Regions from separate parts of the Homo sapiens genome. Here region 2 is linked to region 1. Evidence: chromatin loops called from intact Hi-C (ENCODE). Cell type or tissue: sigmoid colon. All regions are shown on one strand.

What was found. Hi-C counts contacts between places; a loop is a spot of excess contacts. Peaks named below come from ENCODE experiments on the same cell type or tissue, not always from the same donor. Only the 100,000 strongest peaks of a DNase experiment are listed, where the experiment ranks them.
Region 2: a loop joins it to region 1, with 2.4 times the contacts of the local background. A loop is called at or near these places in 3 of 110 quality-filtered maps.

The regions. Positions count from the first base shown.
Region 1 is chr10:30,807,560-30,815,559 of GRCh38, forward strand. No RefSeq gene overlaps it. Among named protein-coding and RNA genes, the nearest start is that of LINC02644, 88 kb to the left of the region's middle. In sigmoid colon, no CTCF peak of the experiment used is centred here; DNase peaks (open chromatin) are centred at 3,099, 4,392 and 4,892; H3K4me3 peaks cover 1,860 bases; H3K27ac peaks cover 2,219 bases.
Region 2 is chr10:30,977,787-30,985,786 of GRCh38, forward strand. ZNF438 (zinc finger protein 438) reads right to left here. Exons shown (of 7, transcript NM_001143768.2): 2 at 6,583-6,640. Among named protein-coding and RNA genes, the nearest start is that of ZNF438, 50 kb to the right of the region's middle. In sigmoid colon, no CTCF peak of the experiment used is centred here; a DNase peak (open chromatin) is centred at 3,315; H3K27ac peaks cover 196 bases.

The sequences.
Region 1 (8,000 bases):
TTTTTTAGTAGAGATGGGGTTTCATCATGTTGGCCAGGCTGGTCTTGAACTCCTGACCTCAAGTGATCTGCTGTCTCGGCCTCCCAATGTTCTTGGATTACAGCATGAGCCACCATGCCCAGCCTACTCTCTTAACAATTTTTGTAGGGGCACAATGCATATATTAATTCTAGGCACTATGTTGAACAGCAGATCTCTAGAATTTATGTTGTATTTTTAATGGTCTGACAAATGACATTACTTTTCACATTTAGCGTATCATAGGAAACTTTTAAGTAAACCGATTTAAGTAAAATGTCAGTCAATTTTTTTTAAAGGTTGAATAAACAACAGACTATAGGTGGTAGTGGCCATGGCGAAAATCATTAAAACTGTATGTGGTAGAATGAGGACACAGCACAAATAATGACCCTGAACGAGTGAAGTTTGGCAAAGCTCTGGTGGAGGAAGGTTCTGGAACTGGAGCCAAAAGGCCTGGTGCAGCTCTTTTCTGCAAAGCCCCCACGGAAGGCCTGATTTCTCTGGGCCTGGAAGTTCGCTGTAAGAATGAAACAGGAACATGGCCTTTGTGTTCTCCTGGCATAATGACCAGCCTGCATCAGGAACCTAATCTATGTCATTTAATTGGAATTTATATCAGTTATTGGGGTCGTGGTAGCTGCTGATTGATAATAGGATGATATTGACAATATGAAGTGAAGTAATACAAACACCAATGTTGAAGCCAATTGTCCTGGTCCCTGGTCCCCAGGGTGGCTGTCAGGCTGACCACCTTCTAGCTGGAAATTTCAGCCCCAGGGCCACACATGGACACCGTGGGTTGGCAAATTATCTCCCAAGGCACAAGCTGCAACAACAGTCGAGAAATACAATTAATTGTTATATCAGGTATACAAGCGCAGAAACCCGAGCCATGTCCCTCCCTCAAGTAAAGAAGCTGAGAGAGAGGAGATAATGATTTAGTCAAAGAAAACCAGCCGACAGCCGCACTGTGCAGAAGGAAGCAGGATGGGGAGAGGTCTGTCTGCTTTTTTCTTTTTGGACTCCATAAAGAAAATAAAACACACGTGGGAAGTCTAAGCTGGACTACCAAGTAGCCTGAGTTCCAATTAAGGATGTAAATCTAATGCTTTTTGGGTCTGGTATTGAAGAATTTATGATGTTCTGAAGACAAGATGTTGATCATTCCTGTTAATCCCTATTTCCCCCAGGAGAATCCAATGGTCGGTTACTGCTCAATGTTCCCTGTTCCAAAGGGTCCTAGTGACTCCACCAAAGGAAAAAAAAATGGTTAAAACAACAGGTGGCCTATGGGATTTGCCTTTAATTAAATACTCCAGAAGGCAGGAATTAACTTACAATTTGACCAAAATGAAAGAAGCTCTAGTTTAATTGGATCCACATGATGTGTGCCTTTCTTCTTTTTATATGAGCCTTCTCTTGGTTTCTGCTTTCTTTGCTTCCTTTGCTTCCTTTTTTTTTTTTTTTTTTTTGAGATGCAGTCTCACTCTGTCACCCAGGCTGGAGTGCGGTGGCGCCATCTCGGCTCAGTGCAACCTCCACCTCTCAGGTTCAAGCGATTCTCCTGTCTCAGCCTCCAGAAGTGTTGGGATTACAGGCGCGTGCCACCACACCTAGCTAATTTTTGTACTTTTGGTAGAGATGGTGTTTCGATATGTTGGCCAGGCTGGTCTCAAACTCCTGACCTCAGGTGATCTATCTGATTCTGTCTCCCAAAGTGCTCGGATTATAGGCATGAGCCACTGTGCCTGGCCTGCTTTCTCCTCTTCTTACCCTTTCCTTGCAGGCTTCAGTTTGGGTGCAGTTTCTTCTGGGAGTTCTCCAAGTCTGGTCTCAAAAAGTCCTGTCCAGATCCCTTGTCCTTCTTGGTCCCCACCAGGACTATAAGCTCTGTGCAGGCAGGGGCAGGGCAAGGACAAGGTCTGCCAGCTTCATGTGCCAGGAGGGGTCCCTGAACTCAGCACACTGAACACTTCACATGGGTGTCGTTTGGCTGGGCATAGTGGTTCATGTTTGTAATCCCAGCACTTTGGGAGGCTGGGGTGGGAGGATTGCTTGAGGTCCGGAGTTTGAAAACATCCTGGGCAACACAGTAAGACCCCATCTCTACCAAAAAAGAATTAAACAATTATCCAGGCCTGGTGCACAGCTGTAGTCCCAGCTACTCGGGAGGCTGAGGCAGGAGTTTGAGGCTTGAGTCCAGGAGTTTGAGGCTGCAGTGAGCTACAATCGCACCACTGCAATCTAGCCTGGATGATGGAGCAAGACGCTGTTTCTAAACAAAATTAACATTTTTTTTAAAGTATGTAGTTTATTGTGTGTTAATTATATAGTTGTGGAGCACAGCCTTGGAGCACAGGGGCCTAGCTGGTGGCTTTGCCCACTGCTTTCATGGGCTCTGGAAGGAAAAGCGTTGATAGAATTTCAGATAAGAATTTCAGATTTTCCAGGCTCCCTGGGAATTGGAGAAGTGGTGGGCAGGGGGTTGGTGGGGTGGTCTGTAAATGCAGGTGAATCAGCAACATGAGGTGACAACTATGGAAAAGTCCATCTTCCTGCTGGGGTGACGGCTCCTGTGTCTGCAGCATCCCGCCCTCCCAGCTTCCCGCTGCCGCTGAGCATCCTTACCCTTCAGGCGAGGCAGTGGAGGCTTAGAGAGTTTGGGTCATCTCTAGTGGCATGGCTGGTAGGGATGGAGACTAGGCCTGGTGGTAAACAGGGCAAGAAGAGGAGCCCTGGATGCAGGAGGCCATCCTCATGTTCCCGCTGCAGAGGTTGTTCTTGGAGAATTTGGTCCCCTAAACTCCACAGACAGGGAAAGGGAGGTTTCGCTTAAAGGGGCCTGGATGGAGGTGGCTTTCTCATCTCCTTACATGGAAAATGGGGACGAGGCTGTCTTCAAGCTAAGTACCTTTTTGGGAATGACTAAAGAATCGTCACTGTGCCCAAGGGAGTGAGTGACCCTGGAATGGATGTGAGGGAGGCTTGCGATCTCCTCTCTGGAAATGCAGACCCCCCAGGGAAGCTGGCTCTGTGCCAGGGGAAGGTTGTGCAGGGACCAAGTGAAGTGCCCTTCCAAGTCTGAGCTCCCTGGTCCCATCTGAAGTCTAGCCGAGCCAGGAATGGCGGCTCTTGAAGGGCTTTTTCAAGTCAAGCTCATTGCTCTGGCTGGGGGCTAGCACAGGGAGCAACATGAGAGCCTCTGACCACTCACAGGTGGAGGGCACTGGAGGCAGGGCAAAGAGCTATGCAGAAGAGGACAGCATTCCGTAGACTCTGCTACTGTTTCTGTGGCACGTGGGCAAGTATCCCCAACAGTCACTAGAAAAGCACAGAATGAACCCATCCTTCCCTAAAGCGAAGAATGCAGCCAGGCAGCTCCACATTCAAAGCTCAGCTTCTCATGTACCAGCCATGGGCCCCTGGGCATGTGAAATTAAATTGCCTGCTTTCCTCATCTGCAAAATGCGGATGACAATTCCTGCCTTCCTTTCAGCATTGCTGTAAACATGCAAAGAGGCAAGAGCTGTAAAATCATGAGCATAGAGCCCATCTTGGAGCTAGTGCAGGATATGCGGTAGACGCTGAAGAAGGGGATCATCTGTATGTTCTACTTTATGGATCTATTACGCATTTCCATCCCTTCTCTTACTTCACCTTCCTCATGTTAGTAGATAAATATCATTATACCCATTTTACAGAAGAGGAAATAGAATGGTTAAATAGCTTGCCTACAAGCTAATCTTAAGATGAGCGCCCATTCTACAACATTACAACTCTTTTTTCCTTCGTTTCCCTTTAGGTTAAATCTAACTTCCACCAATAAGCCCCCTCCCCTTCCAGACCCTCAGCAGCCAGGCAACAGGCCGCTAGCTGCATTTTCTCTCAAGGCAAACAAGATCCCTTTCCTTGCTGCTTTTGGCTCCCAGGAGACAGGCAGTCCTGTTGTCTAAGCTCCTCTAGCCACAGGATCTTGAGCACAAGCAACAGTCTTTAATTTTGTACAGAGTGAGCCTTTTGTCTTTAGTCCTATCTCAATTCTTATTAACGCAATTAAAATGCATTCCATTGACTAAGGTGTAAATGTGCTCCCCACGATGGGTGATTGTCTATGGAGAGACGCATAGAGAATAAATAGTCTTCTAAGTGGCTTCCAGGCTGCAGCCAAGCGGAAGGCTTGCTTTCATCAGTGGAGGTGTTCTTGCCGCATAAATCTCCGGCGACTACTTGGTCTCCGGTAAACACCACATTGGCATCAAGATCAAGGAAACGGAAGTGCAATGATGAAGTTCGCAAAGATGGGGGTGGCGTGTGTTCCCATGCAAACATCTTGGCTTGGTGCTCTGTAAGTTGGAGAGCTTGACGCTGAATTGCATGAAGAGGTCCAGCCTGCATCAGTTACTACATCAGGATCCAAAAGAACGTCCAGCACCCCCCACCTTCTGCTCCCCGGTTCCAGCAGACCCATGCATCAGAACAAAAGCTGTCGGCAGCACTTCCCCCACCTCCGAGCCAAGGATCACCTTAACCTTCTTCCCGTCTGCTCCATTCAGTCTCCACTGTTACATTCTGCCTCCACATTCAAGGCCTGGCTGTGGTCAGAGGTCGCTGAATGAATCATGTTAAACAAGAGCTTTGCTGATGTTTTAGAATTTCTAGGGTGACCTAATTCCCTGTATCTGTTTTTCACAACTTTTCTATTTTTTTTCTTCTTCTCTGTTGTTTATAGGAGCAAATCACTGGACGGAGATCAAGCAGTTTATGGTGCCAAGAAACCAGAGAGGCTGCAGAGGCTCAGAGCACCATGGAAGAAAGCTTTCTGCTTGCCAGCACCGTCCCCAACTGCCCCTGCTGAGGGGCTGCCTTTGGAGCTGGCACACGGGATCCCTGGGGTCAGCACAGGGTGGCCCATGCATACACCCAGCCCCAACAGGACGCCTGGCTCAGTGTTGGCAACAACCGCCTCCCCAGGGACCCCTCTATGCCCTGGCCTGGCTGCTTCCCCAGCCTCAGCTCCAATGGGCGGGGGGGGTTCCTTTTGTTTCAGCGTGCAGGTGACCTTATGCTGGTGTCTCATAGAATAAAGAGAATGTGTTCGTGGGAGAAACACTGGCAGGATAAGACTTCCTGCCTGCACTGTGCTCTTCAGAGAGCACGTTCCTATTTTGAGCTCTTTCTTTCTTGCCACTGCCCTGCCCCAGCAGGAAAGGACCTCTGCACGTTCTCATTCTCCGGTTCTGCAGAGGCTGAATCAGAGACTGGAAGGCTAGGGCACCGGTTGCGCTTCTATTCACTTCTAATGTGAGCTTCAGAAACTTCCAGCCCTTGCATACCCACTCTCTCCCTTGGCCCTCCTCCTAGATTCCCACAAGCTAGACAGGGCAGGATTCCTACCCGACCCTGGATGAGGAAAGTGCGATCAAAGCTCTGAAGGACTTGTCCAGGGTCGTGGAGCTCATCAGTAGAGCAGCCCAAGCAGAAACAGATTTTTCTAAGTCTAAAAAACGTGACAATGTAAATCAGAAAGTTTAAGTTGCATTCTTTCTTTCCATCACACTTTAAGTGTGGGATTATTTGCAAATCACCTATGGTGACTCTCTATTACTCCTATTTTATCTGTTTGATAGACCCAGATTTTCCTTTGTGCATTCCTTGAAGTGAAGCCCTTGGATGAAGCTAGCTCCCACTGACTCGGGAATAAAAGCTCTTACCAGGTACCTTGTGATTCTAAGTGCTTCTGGCCCATCCAGGCATTTAATGGGTACTGGTACCATAATCGCCACCACCACCACCACTATCATCATCATCATCATCATCACCACCACCACCATCATCATCATGGTCATCTCCCACCCCTGTAGACCTATGAGGATAAACTGGCAGATACTTTAGTTAGCCTGTGCAAGGTCAGCAGAGGAGAGGCAGGAATGTTGAGGCTCAAACTCAGGGCCTCTGCTCACAGTCTTGGCTTTACTCTCTGCCTCGTCCCAAACACACCTTGCTTCTTCTCCCACTGTGTCTGTGAAGGGAGAGGGAAGGATTAGATTTTAGAGGCGAGAAGCACTGAGCCAATGACACGACGATCCTGGATTACCCTACTTAGAGGCATAGATGGGTTGGAAGCCTAACATTTTCAGACTAATTTTCAAGAAGCTTCATCCAAGTACTTAGGATGAGCCAATGGCAGAAGAAATATTCAGAAGTAAATCCCCTAGACCTGCTTCTTAAATTTTAATGTACATGCAAATCCCCTAGAAATGGTGTGGGAATGCAGATTCAGATTCAGCAGGTCCGGGTGGGGCTGAGGCTCTGTATGGCTAACCAGGGTGATGCAGAAGTTTCTGGTCTGTGGACCAGACTTTGAGTAGCAGGGCCCTAGACCACAGGTTTCCTGACTAGATTCCTGGGTTTCCTGAAGATGACTCAGGTGCTGGCCTGGGGGGCTGTGCAATGGGGTTTCTGAATCACATCTCTCTTGGAAAAAAGGGTTTATCCTGCTTTGAAAATAAGTTTGAAAGCCACAACCCTAAATATAATACCCCATGCACTTGGAGGTACTTATTTTAATGTGTGGCAAGAAATTTCTGTCCCCAAAGAGAAATTCTTTTATATGCTTTGCTGACTCAGGGGAATCAGTGCCCATATTTGGACAGCTGGCCTTACAGTGACCTCACTGCTACCTAATGGAAAATGTTGAAGGTACTCTACTTAGAAATAATTATATTTACATAGCCTCTGTGTTCTCTCCCCCCAATCCCTCTCTCTCTCTCTGTCTCTCTCTCTCTCATAGATTCTTGCAGAAAAAAAAGAACACTTGCTTCTGGAATTCATCAGTTCCAGCTGTTTACTTCCATTGAGGCCAGAAACTTATTTTTTTTCCCTGTGTTTAAGTTTTTTATGGGAGCGAAGGGTAAGGAAGGCTTCCATGACTACAATCATGAAAAATCGGTCTATTGAGTGAGAGCTCACCACCAGACCAGAGAAAACAAGATATTGGGGCATTGAACGGGAAGGTCCTGAATATAATCCTGTGTTCTCCCTATGTGTTCTGCAAGAAAAGAATTCTGTGATCAAGCGTGTTAGGAAAATGCAGTGTTAAACAAACTTCTCTCCTATAGGATTTCTTAGAGCCTTTTATGAGATAATATGGTTATAACTCCCCCAGAGGCAATAAGTGTCTGCAATGTTTCCCAAACTTCCTTAAATAGAGTCCACTTTCATGGAACATCTTGAGGAACACTAGAAGTCCATGGAATCTGACTTCTGCAAGCAGCTGATCAAACCCCAGCTCTAGAGCACCAGATTCAGACGAGATCAGGCACATTCAGGGTGGAATGACCAAAGACTAGAAGGCCTGATTCAATCCCTAAACCTGGGAAAACACCTTCCTTGTGGGCTGGTTCCCCAAATGATCAGACACCAAGACCTTCCATCTCTGGAATTATAGTTCTAGAAAATTCTAGAAAGTTCTGGAAAGTTTTTGGCTAAGACTTGGACCATCCCTGGGAGTTTGGTGCAGAGGCTGAGCTACAGAGTCACCTCAGTGGCCAAGACTTAGGAATCATCCCACAGTCCTGCAAGTGCACAGTGGGGACTTAGTTTCATTCCCCATGTGTCTCCAGAGTGGCCCACAGGGAGCCGTCTACATACGTGGGTTTGGGTGAATGTGGGGAATCAGCAAGGAGGGGTTGCCCCTGCTAGAGGGTGTGCAGAGCTCCCAGGAGCCCTCTGCTTGTGTGGGAGGAAGAAGAGCTCGTGGGGAAAGGCAATGCATGGATGTCCCATGCAGGCCCAGACTAGGCAAGACCTAGACGTGCATCTAGTCCCCTTTAGCTTCTCTCCTGCCTCAGTCTACCACTTCCCAAACAAGGTAGTGAGGTGGCTGTAAGGACACTCCAGGTCTGACAGTCAAAGCTGCTAGAACAGCATGTCCTAAGTGTGATGCCATCACATTAGAAGTCTAGGTGCACACACTTTTT
Region 2 (8,000 bases), 170 kb after region 1:
AGCCTGGCTAATATGGTGAAACCCCATTTCTACTAAAAATACAAAAACTAGCCGGGCATGGTGGCGGGCACCTGTAGTCCCAGCTACTCAGAAGGCTGAGGCAGAGAATTGCTTGAACTTGGGAGGCCGAGGTTGCAGTGCACCGAGATCGTGCCACTACACTCCAGGCTGGGTGACAGAGCAAGACTCCGTCTCCGAAAAAAAAAAAAAGATTCTAAGGGACATTGGTATGTTGGTATGTCTTCTAACCAGTTTTTCTAGTTAAAAAACATGAAATAAAAGTCAACTCAAGAAGTTAAGAACACGAAAGCAGAACCAAGAACCAGTTGTAATTATTTCATTTTATCTGGCTGCTTCTTAGTGTCCAGGGTACTACCAAACATCGATTCAAGAAACTGGAAATGTACACCAATTCATTCCGAGGATTCCAATACATCAAACTACAGACTAGACAGTATATTGAGAATTCGTCTACTCTCTTTCCTTATTTAGGGACTTTTAATTCATATATTCTTTATGTATATTGTATACACTGATTTATCTAAATGGATTTTTCAGGATGACTAAGTTTTAGCATTACACAAAGGTCTTCTAACATTAGACAGAAGTTAATCTTTTGCTAGTAAAACAACTTTCAAAATTTGTGTACCAGGGTTTTTTTAAGCATTGTTACTGAGATAATAGTTTACATATAATAAAATATATAAATTTTAAGTGTACTTTTCAGTGGGTTTGGACAAATTTATATCTCCATATAATCACCACCAGAATCAAGATATAGAACACAACCATTATCCCAAAAAGTTCCCTTGTACTGCCTCCAGATCAGTCACAACCCACCCTTAGCTGCATGCAACAACTTGTCCACTGTTTGTCACCATACAGTAAATTTATCTCTTCTCACACTTCTGATATACTAACCTAGAGCAGTAAATGGAATCAGTTGTGGTGTTCTGTATCTGGCTTATTTTACTCAGTATAATGTTTTTGAAGTTTATCCATATTTCTAGTGTGTATTATTTTCAAAATGGTAAATGAACATTGGCTTCAAGTCACCAGCTGCATTAGCCCCTAGCAAGAGAGTCAGCTTCTCCTTTGAAGCTTTGAAGCCAAGCATTGACTCTCCCTCTCTAGCTATGAAAGTCTTATATGATATCGTCTTCGAATATAAGGCTGTTTCATTTGCATTGAGGCCATTAAGAATTATGCTAGGGCCATGAATAATTATGCTAAATCTACACTACTCTGTAAATGGAACAACAAAGCCTGGATGACAGCATGTCTGTTTACACTATGGTTTGCTGAATAGTTTAAGCCCACTGTTGAGAGTCACTGTTCAGAGAAAAAGATTCCTTTCAAAATATTATTGCTCAATGAAAATGCACCTAGTCACCCAACAGCTCTAATGGAGATGTACAAGGACATTAATGTTGTTTTCATGCCTGCTAACATGATATCCATCCTGCAGCTTACGGAACAAAAAGTAATTTCAGTTTTCATTCCATGCTCATGGATAGGAAGAACCAATATCACGGAAATGGCCATACTGCCCAAAGTAATTTATAGATTCAATGCTATCCCCATCAAGCTACCACTGCCTTTCTTCACAAAACTGGATAGAACTACTTTAAACTGCATATGGAACCAAAAAAGAGCCTGCATAGCCAAGACAATCCTAAGCAAAAAGAACAAAGCTGGAGGCATCATGCTACCTGACTTCAAACTATACTACAAGGCTACAGTAACTAAAACAGTATGGTACTGGTACCAAAACAGATACATAGACCAATGGAACAGAACAGAGGCCTCAGAAATAACATCATGCATCTACAACCATCTGATCTTTGACATATCTGGACTTCTTGGTCCAGAGCTGAGTTCAAGTCCTGGATATCCTTGTTAATTTTCTGTCTCATTGATCTAATATTGACGGTGGGGTGTTAAAGTCTCCCACTATTATTGTGTGGGAGTCTAAGTCTCTTTGTAGCACTCTTTAAACTGAGGAGAAATCTCTCTCTGTAACTTTTCCCCATTGATTCTAGCTATGACTTTCTGTAGATCTAAATCCAGTCCTTCTTATTCTTGAAAGCAATCCAAATTACCAAAACTAGGAATGCTAAAGCTGTAATATTTTTATTGTGACTCTACTGATACATGTGCTAGAGAGTCTTGGATATGCACTTTTCTTCTCTCTAAATCTACCTCCACTGGTACTAGGCTAAACTGGTTGGAGTGAGGGGTGTGGGATCACGGAACCAGGAGAAGCTAGCTGATTACAAATGGACTTGGGAGTATCTAAGGAATAGCAAGAAGGCATGTGTGGCTAGAGGAGAGTGAGCAAGACAGTGAGTGACAGGAGATAAAGTCAGCAGGCCTGTTAGAACATGTGAGACAACGTTTCATCCTGTGTGTGCTGGGTAGCCACTGAAGGGTTCTGAACAGAGGAATGACAGAAACTGTTTAACATTAAAAAAAAAAAAAAAAACACCTTTTACTCCTATATGGAGGACTGACTGGAGAGATACAATGAGGAGATAAGGAAGGCCGGTTAGAAGACGATATTATCACCTAGGTGACTTATGACAGTGACTTACAATAGGGCAGTAAGGGTGAGGAGTGGGGTAGGAGTAATTTGGGATACATTTTGAAAGGCAGGCATATAAGCCTTACTAATGGACTGGATGTGGGATATGGAATAAAAAGTCACACATGACTTTGAGTTTTTGGCCTGGAACAACTGGGTATATCACTTACCCAGGGAGAAAAGTTCAAGATTTACATTTTAGACATACTAAGTTTGAAATGTTTATTAGACTCCAAAATGGAGATGTTGAAAAGACATAAAAATAAGTCTAGAACTCATGGGAGAGACCAAAGTAAAGAAATTGTAAATTTGGGAGAACAGATGGCATTTAAAACATGGGATCATATGAGATCGTGTGGAAAATAAATACAGAAGGCTAAGGACTGAGCCCTGAGAAATGTCAACTTTTAGAGACCATAAAGAAGAGAAGATAGCAAAGGAGATTTTGTACTTTTATGACTCTTCCTCAAAAAGAAGTTAGAATTATTTTATGTCTACAAACTATGAAGTCCATAGCCAACCATCATAATCCTCTTCAAAAACCACTTTTTAGAGTCACATGCCTACTCTATTTCTGACTCCTGACCAACTAACAATCTGAATAGCTACATTTCACCTGTCAGCTGTTCAACTACCCCATCCCTGGTCTCTGGCATGTGTTGCAGTTTCTGGATCAAAGTTTTCACAACAGCTAGGAACTTCTAGTTGTCCAACAGTTACCAGGAGGCACGTGGAGAGCATGTTCCCCAGAGCTGCCAAAAGTTCTTGGCATATGATCAACGAAGCACACAATGAATGAGTGTTCAGCAATTAATCAGGTGACAGAGAACAACTGACATGTTAGGGGACTGCAGAATGAGCCAGAGTAAAGCTAGACAAGAAACACAAGTCCTTACTCCAGGCTGCTCACCCCAGGAGAATCCACTCTAGGTCACCCAGTGTGATCAGATATTCTTACCTAGAAAAGCTGAAATAATCCGAAGTTTACTACGTGTTTATGGAAACATGACAGCATTTCCTGGGAGCTGCTTATATCATGAACAAACAGTAGGTACTGTACATAATAGGCACTTGTTCTGTCCGCCTCCCCATCTCAGAATTAGACTGGAGACAGCTCTTCTCTCTCAGCCTCATCTGTAAAGGGAATTCCAGCCTATCTCATAGGTAATTATGAAGATTATATGAGATAATGTAAGTAAAGTGCCTGGTACATAGAAAATGTTCAGGCCGGGCGTGATGGCTCACACCTGTAATCCCAGCACTTTGGGAGGCCGAGGCAGGGGGATCATGAGATCAGGAGTTCGAGACCAGCCTGACCAACATGGTGAAACCATGTCTCTACTAAAAATACAAAAAAAATTAGCTGGGCTGGTGGCGTGCACCTGTAATCCCAGCTGCTCAGGAGGCTGAGGAAGGAGAATTACTTGAACCCGGGAGGTGGAGGTTGCAGCAAGCCGAGATTGTGCCATTGCACGCCAGCATGGGTGACAGAGCGAGACTCCATCTCAAAAAAAAAAAAAAAGTTCAATATATACTAGCTATTCTTATTTACACTTTGATGACCACAAATTACAATCAGCTGAATGGTAAGCATGTCCCTAAAAACAATACTTTTAATGCTCTTCTAGCACAGAATAATAAGTTTTTCTTGTTTGCTTGTTTTGTGTGAACTATTACATGATCAATGTAATTTAAACTTGGCCTGAGAAAACCATCCTTTTTCTCTTTCTTTTTTTTTTTTTTATTTTTGAGATGGAGTCTCGCGCTGTCACCCAGGCTGGAGTACAGTGGCGCGATCTCGGCTCACTGCGAACTCCGCCTCCCGGGTTCACACCATTCTCCTGCCTCAGCCTCCTGAGTAGCTGGGACTACAGGCACCTGCCACCACGCCTGGCTAATTTTTTGTATTTTTAGTAGAGACGGGGTTTCTCCATGTTAGCCGGGATGGTCTCGATCTCCTGACCTCGTGATCCACCTGCCTCAGTCTCACAAAGTGCTGAGATTATAGGCATCAGCCACCGCGCCCGGCCATCCTGTCTTTTTCTCAACTTCCCAACCAAGGTTAGCACAATCATGTTAAACAACTAAAAAATAGATTATAATTCTTTAACTATAATTCTATTAACATGAGACTGTTAACACCAATTCTGGCTAAAGACTACCAAGCAACACAGAAATTTCCAAGCCGGACAATTATTCTGCAAGAGTTATTCAGGCATGGGTCTGTTGTTTTAAGTGTCTATATCCTTTAAGTATAATATATTTATATTTCCCTTTATGAAATTTAACTAAAATCATTAAATTTGGCAGCAGAAGCAGGAAACCATCTACAAGACCTGCATGGCTACTTTACTTTTATTAATGAAAAGTTACATAAGAGTTTCAGCAAACTACAAAGTTTCCTTCTTATAAGTCTTTTAATATTTATAGAAATTTAAAATAGTTATCATGCTAGAGTCCATTTTAGAAACTGAGAATTTCTATTATCTGACAGCAATAGATTCTGTATTATTTTAGCTCAATTACAGAAATGGATATGTAAGAATTATATTCATCTTTATTCGTACTTGTTAACAATACATCTACCATGTCTACTACTTGACCTAGAAGCTCAAGTAGTGTGACTGAACAAAACTACACTAACAGGGTCTCAACCCCAAACCACTGAGTCACATTATTGGACTTTTTTCTCTAAACAATACACTAAAGAAAAGAAAAAGAAGTGTACTGGGAACCATTTAAAGGGCCTGCTTGGAATAACAGAAAAAGTTACACAAAAGGACCAAAGAACACAAGTGGCTTAAAGTATCAAAGAGAAAGCCTGTAACCAAGTACGAGGAGATGTCCGCAAACACCATGCCCATTGTATCAGTCCTTTCTTGCGCTGTTATAAAGAACTATCTGAGACTGGGTAATTTATAAAGAAAAGAGGTTTAGTTGGTTCATGGTTCCTCGAGCTGCACAGGAAGCATGGTTGGGGAGGCCTCAAGAAACTTTCAACCACAGCGGAAGGCAAAGGGGAAGCAGGTACATCTTACATGGCTGAAGAGGAATAGTGTGAAGGGGGAGGTGTTACACACTTTTAAACAACCGGATCTCATGAGAACTCACTCACTATCACAAGAACAGCAAGAAGGAAATTCGCCCTCATGATCCAATCACCTCCCATCAGGCCCCTCCTCCAACATTGGAAATTACAATTTGACATGAGATTTGGGCAGGGACACAAATCCAAAGCATATCACCAATGTTAAAAAAATAAAATTGCATACTTCCTATAAACTGAAAAATGAAACCTATAGCCATGTATTTCCTTGAATCGTTTTTATGTAATCTGGATTTTTCAAATTATTTTTTTTATTTTTTTAAACCATGGTCCAGAAAATCTACTTCTAAACTATACATTTTGAATCAATAAACTGACTTTTGTGCTTCAAGTAAACTTATTTTGAAATAATTTTAGATTTACAAGATAGATACAAAAATAGTATAGACTTCCTATACACCCTTCATCCAGTTGTCCATAAAGTTAAACATCTTACATAACCACAGGACATTTGTCAAAACTAAGAAATTAACATTGATTAATTTCTAATTGATTACTATTAACTATAGACTTCATTTATATTTCACCTGTTTTTCTACTGTCTTTCTTTAGTTCCTAGGTATAACCCAGGGTACCATATTGCATTTAATTATTTTTTCTAATGCTCTAAATTTTGCTACATGCCATACTTCTATGTCTTATAAACAATATCTTCATTGTAATTATTATACAAATAAGCCTAAAATTCCCTGGGAAATATGATTTGTTAGCTATTAGGGAAATGTTACATGAAGATTCATGTAAATGTGATATTTCTACAAATGTTATACTGAAGAGAAAAGAGTTAATTGCTGAAGTAAGATATGCCCCACTGTCTACTTTGCCAGGAACCTATGAGATCAAATTACTTAATGTTTCAGAAATCTCTCTTCAAAAAATGCTTGTCACTTACCTATATCCCAAGGCTCCTGTAGAGTCATAAGATATACCGTAAATCCTTTTAATTAATTCTGTAACAATACAAAGTATTATTATAATCATATTCAGATAATCCATTTTCATCAAATATATGTAAAAGGTGCCTTCTTTTCAAGTTTCATTTTTAATTACTGTATATTTTTATTAAGATAATAAAAGAACTAATGTAGAAGAAAATAATTCCATAGTTGATTACATGTCTTTAGTTTAAAAATGAAAGCATGCAAAATTTAATAAAAGTTTTAAGATAAATAGAAAATGTTCCAGAAAAAAAGAAATGCCACAATGAATAAAACTGGCTAAGAAGAATGCTTCACATTCTTTTCCATGTGCATAATACTGTGGAAATTAGTAAACAGTCACAAACAAGTGATTCATATTCAGGGCGCAGCCTTTTTGACAGGAAAACAGTAATCAAGAGTTTGGGATTTGAAGATTTTTAAAAGGACACATGTCTAGTAAAGTGTGTCAGTTTGCCTGAGACAGTCCCAATTTACGGCCATTGTCCCAGTGTCCCACAAATTTACCATTTGTCCTGGATTTTTCATTTTCTAATGATTTTTTTTAATGATAGCATTAAAATATGCTAAGACTTACTTGTACTTTTAGGCTCTGCCATAATCTCATTGAGCCATGTGTGAGATGCATGTGCAATGAAGCCAGTTGTCAATTTCGCAACTTGCTTAAATCTTTAAGACACCTAGCAGTAACCCATTTCTAAATGTACTAAATGTACTGTAACTGATACTTCATTCTTAAAGACAGCACCCAGGCACCATGCAGAAAAAGTATACCTAGGCAGGAGCAGGTAGGGACAGCTAACTCCTCCAGTCTTGAATGAAGGTAGAAGAAATACTGAATACTGCTCCCTGCTCATGGCTAGCTTAAAGACACGGATTTAATGAAAGCAGACAGGACAGAGAAAGTGTTTTACGTATTATTCTCTAAAGCATGACTTTTCATCTAGATCCAATGACTTTTTAAAAAAATGCACTTAGTTCTGATTCTAAAGCGTCTCTTTTACATCATCAAAGTAAAGTGAAAACTGGTTGGCTCCATTAACAGAAAAACTCACAGTTAAATGTTGCCAGCTTTCTGTCAGCATCAGGAGATGTACCAACCAGAAAAATCAGTTAATTCCAATAATGGTTTGATGATTTCATCTAATTCATGAAACCAAAGTAAAGCTTTTGGAAGTTCATTCTGTAGAATATGAAACACTTGACATTGCTTTAATTGCTACTTAAAAATCAGTTTAGAAGTTCAACAACAAAGACAAAATTACCGTTGGTTCTCCTTATTCACAGTAGTTAAGTTCTATGAAGTCACCATGAACACTGAATTAGGGAATACCAAACTGTTTACTCATAAGGGAAATTCAGGGTTGGGTTC